Linked DNA regions of Homo sapiens: region 1 is linked to region 2. The links are chromatin loops, found by intact Hi-C in ENCODE. Cell type or tissue: dorsolateral prefrontal cortex. All regions are shown on one strand.

What was found. Hi-C counts contacts between places; a loop is a spot of excess contacts. Peaks named below come from ENCODE experiments on the same cell type or tissue, not always from the same donor. Only the 100,000 strongest peaks of a DNase experiment are listed, where the experiment ranks them.
Region 1: a loop joins it to region 2, with 2.0 times the contacts of the local background. A loop is called at or near these places in 1 of 110 quality-filtered maps.

What each region holds. Positions count from the first base shown.
Region 1 is chr1:18,240,857-18,243,356 of GRCh38, forward strand. The region is part of intron 2 of IGSF21 (immunoglobin superfamily member 21); the gene reads left to right. Among named protein-coding and RNA genes, the nearest start is that of IGSF21-AS1, 66 kb to the left of the region's middle. In dorsolateral prefrontal cortex, no CTCF peak of the experiment used is centred here; a DNase peak (open chromatin) is centred at 1,259.
Region 2 is chr1:17,983,407-17,985,906 of GRCh38, forward strand. No RefSeq gene overlaps it. Among named protein-coding and RNA genes, the nearest start is that of LINC01654, 81 kb to the right of the region's middle. In dorsolateral prefrontal cortex, a CTCF peak has its summit at 1,293 (motif pointing right); a DNase peak (open chromatin) is centred at 1,297; H3K27me3 peaks cover 609 bases.

The sequences.
Region 1 (2,500 bases), 260 kb after region 2:
CAGCTCTGGAATTCTGTGCTGCCTCAAGCTCAGCTGCGCAGCCATGATATCATGACAAGGGGTAAGAAGCAGAGTGTCCAGCCAACCTGGCTAGTTGGGGTTGAGTATGGGGCTTCTGTGGAAATCAGGCATCAGAAAGTTCCAGATTCCCCAGGAGTAGGGTTATGTGACTGTTCTGAGAAGCAGACATGTGTGGCTGTAAATGTCCAGAGAAAGTGCCCCACCCTTGAGTGAACATTCAAAGGTGAGGCCAGGGGACACCTGGGAGTTGAGAGGAGGGGGAGGATGTGAACGAATTTTATAGGGTTCAGAAGTCCACTCCACAACTTATGGCCTTATACAAAGCATCTCTGTCCATGCCACACTGCTTTAAACACATCAGTGATGCCTTTCCATGGTTCTTAGGATACAGACAAATATCCCTGGTGTTGCCATACAGGACTTTGCATTGTCTGGCCCCTGCCTGCCCCTCGAGGCTCCTCTCCCAGTATGCACCCATAAGTGAAGATTCTGGGGATATCAGAGACCTCAGAGAGCCTTGAGAGAAGGAGGTAGAAGGACTAGAGTCAGGGAGACTGAGGTTAGGTGAGGTTAAGCAACTTGCTCAAAGTCCTGCTGCTAGATAGTGGTTGAGTCAAACTTCAAAACCCAACTCTCTGACTACAAAGTTCAGCTCTTTCTGTTAGGTCCCATTGAAGGCCATAAATACCCTGTTAGGGGTTGGAGGGATTTCCCCCTGAGCGATGGGCAGTATGAGGACTGGACCCTCGAATGCGCTGAATCCCTCTGGCTTGGGGAGCCTGTGGCAGGTAAGACAAGCCTTCCTCCCATCTCCCTCATATCATCATGAATGCCACTGCTGTAGCGGTGCGTTCAGGTCAGGTGCTGCGCTAGGTATGTTACAAAGATCACCTCACTGAATCCATACAGGAATCACAAGATGCCGGTACAGTTGTCCATTTTAGGGTTGGGGACATTGAGGCTCAGAGAAGTTAACTAACTGACCCCAAGTCTTGCATATGGTAAGGCGGAAGGGGTTTGTCTGAGTCCCCTTAGAGCAGCCCAGCCTTCTCACTCTAAGCTGATGGAGTGGTCTGGATCCCCCTTTGGGAAGCTCTGTGGCCTCCTCCGTGGGGGAGAGATGGAGATGGCCTGGGGGCAGAGGAGCTTCTGGACATGGCTGCTTCAGGCTGTCCTCATCATCACCCTGCCGGAGCCATCTGTCTGCAGTAGTGCTGCGGCACAGATCCACACAGAGGCTGTCAACGTCAAATGAGGACTTGAGGGAAAACAGCTTCCACCCTGCAGAGATGACACAGGCAGCACGGTTCACCTACTCTGAGATGACACAGGCAGCATGGTTCACCTACTCTCAGCACGGCAGAGCAGACAGGTGTAAGGAAGGGCCCCTTCTCCCCCACGCTGCCTCCCTGCATGCCCCTCCCAAGCTGGACTCTCTTTTGGTGAATGGTGGAAAATGTCTAGCAAAACCGTCCACGGCTGAGGCTGCTTCCAGTCATGGCACACAGACCTCAGGAATCCCATTAATGAGAGGGATGGCTTCTGAATTGGATACCATTCTTCAAGAAAGGAAGTTGTATTATTATTATTTTATTATTTTGCAAAGTGGTAGAGTAACTCAAATGAGTCTAAACAAGTATTGTCAAGTAGTGGTTCTTGGGGGACCTGCTGTAATGGCTATAATAGTCATTTCAATTGGCACATTAATTATATGGGAGCAGGTGCTTCTAAAATAATTGAGGGTGTAAGAAGGCTGTTTATTTCCTTACGTGCTTTCAACGTTCCCCTTCAACCCTCTTTACTCTATGAATATCAAGTCATGCAAAGCCTGTTCTTTGGAGACAGAGAAGTGAAGCCTGTCTGAAATCGCAGGCTCTAATTTAGGGAAGTCTCCAGTTTATTCGTTCATCCCTTCATCCCTCCAGGTAGAGAACTAACACCTGCAGAAAACCTTGGCAGGGCCTTGGCTGCAGCCTAGAGATGCCATCCCTGGCTCACACTCTGCTGGGGGGGACAGGTGTCATGTGACCCGCACCCTTGTCTGGAGCTATTCAAGAGTGAGGAAGGGACAGTGGGCATGGCAAGTAGAGGTGAGAGCAGGTGCAAAGGCCTGGGGGTGGCCCATCTGACTCCCATCAGGCGCTCAGTGAAGGGTCAGGAAGAGGGGAGGCAGGAGGAGGAGGCTGAGGGCAATCAGGGACCTATGCCAAGTCTGGGGTGCCCTGCAATGGAGCTTGAGCTATATCCAAGGGGAACAGTCAAGAAATTTTAAACACAAAAGCATCATCATTCGATTTTAGGAAGCTCTGGACCCCTCCCTAGAGATGTCTGATAAGCATCTCAGACTTAACATGGCCAAAGCAAAGCTCTGCATTTCTTCCCTAAACCTACCCCTCCCTTAGTCTTCTCCACCTCAGCGAACGGCATCACCATCCACCAGTTTCCGAAGCGAAAAATCTAGGGCGTCTCTCCTATCACA
Region 2 (2,500 bases):
TGTCAATCTTCAAAAGAACCTTGGGAGGGAGAAAAGTGGCAATGACTTTCTGCATATAAAATGGGGAAACTGAGGCTTGGAAAGGTTAGGAGATTGTATTGGGCCACCCAGTAATAGTGGGCAGTGCTAGAATGGGCACTATGGTTTGTTGAACAGTAGTTTATTTCCAATATGCCAGGCTGATGACCTGGCCAAGATGGCGTGACTTTGCCTCCCAGAGACCTTGACCTGCCCCTCTTTCCTGCTGCATCAGAGGAAGTGGAGAGAGGTGGAGGAAATCCCCACCACCCAACCAGGGTGGGTGGGAGAGTGTCAGGGTCAGGCTCGGTTTTTCACAGCAGCCTCAGAATCATCCTTGTTCACAAGGCGTCTTAGCATCTCAGAACGTCAGGGCTGGAAGGGACCCTGCTCCTTCAGTTCTGCTTCCATCCATGTTCCAATTGGAGACTCCAAGGCCAGAGACAGGAAGCAGCCAGTTGAGGAGAAGCAGGTGTTTAATGGAAGAGCCATCATGATTACCCAAGCCCTCTGACCCCTGTGATCAGTATTCCTGACTGCACTGGGCACAGCCTCCCTGGGTAAGGCCAGACCCCCACTAGCTCACTCTGTGGCTATGGGCAGGTCCCACTTCCTCTGATGTGTCATTTCCCCACATGGATGAATGAGGGTGCAAGTCCTGGCCCCATCCAACTCAAAGGGCAGCTGGGAGTTTGATTGATAGGTATAAACATAAGGGCAAAGACAGCTGACACCTCAGTTCCTACTGTGTGCTGCATCTGGGCTGGGCACTTGAAATATGAGGTCTTGATGACTCTGCAATCATATTCTCTGCCTGCCACACACTATGGACTCCCTCTCCTCTTCTGACCCTTCCTCCAATTACTTCATCTGGCTGACACCCAGTCATTACTGAGGTCTCATTAGATGTCACCTCCTCCAGGAAGCCCTCTCTAACGACCGATGTTCTGTCTTTGTGTTCCTGTGAGAGCTGTGCACCCTGGCATAGCATTGATCGCAGACTATAATCATTGGCTTTTTAAATGTCTGTATTCTCCAGAAGACAGTGGGCTCTCAGGGGGTAGGCAGGGTCTGGGTCTTTTGGGTTCACTGTGGTATCTCAATGCTCATCAAAGTGTCTGGTACATAATATGCATGCAATATATACCTGACAAGTTTGACTAGTGAGGAATCTGGGATAGTAGATATGAAAACACTGCAAATTACAAGGAGTTCTTCAAAAGGAAGGATAGAGTGATATGTGATGTTGCAATTCCACAATCTACCTACAGAGGGCGACGCCGAACCCAAGGGAATGCTCCAGTGACGGTGGCCTTTCAGCAGAGTTGGGTGCTGTGACATTTAAGGGAAAGGGAGGTCTATGACCCTTGCATCACACCACACAGTGATGATGCAGAGTCTGCTCCAATGATTCCCAAGACCCATACGGGTTAATTCCGGCAAAGGAACGATTCCTTGGGTTTTAGCTCCTGGCCTGGGAGTCACGCCCAGCTTGTGGTCATGGGATGATTAATCATAGCTAGACCCTATTCGTTATGTTGACTGCATGTTCTTTCTCTCTCCCTTCCCGTCCCCCCAATTAGATTTAATTAGATATTGATAATAGATGCTGGTGGAATGAGTCTCTGTGGTCTCAGGCTGGACCTGTGGCAGAGAAAGGGAACAGCCAGCCCCTGGGGACGGGACCTGTGGAGTCCAGGCCTTGGGAACTGAGTACCACTTCCAGTTCCTTTGTCTTTATGACCCTCTCCCTATGAAAAAGGAAATGCTTCCAAGGCTCCTCCAGTCAGTTTCTGTTCTCACCCCTTCCCTCTCTCTTTTCCTTTGGGATCCACAGCCCTGGCCATGCCTGTTGGAGCTGGCCCCTCCTCTCCAGCCTGCAGTTTTATTTCCCTAAGCCTCAGGTGTTTGGATGTGGGTCTTGCCTGGAGGGAGCAGGGGCATTGAGATTACCGATCAGCAGACATGCTTCCCTTCTCCTCCCACCGTGATGCCTATCACTCCTTTCCACTGATGGGGAGCTTAGCCATGTGGCTTGCTCTGGAAAATGGAAAGTCAGTGAACATAACCCAAGCAGAGGCCTTAAATAGGCATGTGTCGGTTGGCTTGATTTCTTGTGCTCTTGTGACCTAACAGGAGAAGAAGATACCCAGGGTGACCACTGTTTCACCAGACTAGGCTCAAGAATTAACACACAGGGATCAGACTTGAACCCAATCTACAGCCTATAGTGGAGCAGCCCAGCCAGGTCCAGCCTAGATCAGCCAAGCCACAGCCAGCCTGCAGCCCCATGAGCATGAGAATAAATGCTCACGGTTGTAAGCCACCAAGATTTTGTGCTATTTGTTTGCATCATTATTGCTGTAAAGGTCTGGCTGGCACAGAGGGTTGGGTGGGAACTCAAATAATGATACAACAGAACTGATTATTCCAGATTACAAGGCAGGAGACCTGGGCTGTAGTCCAAAAACTGCTAACTTCC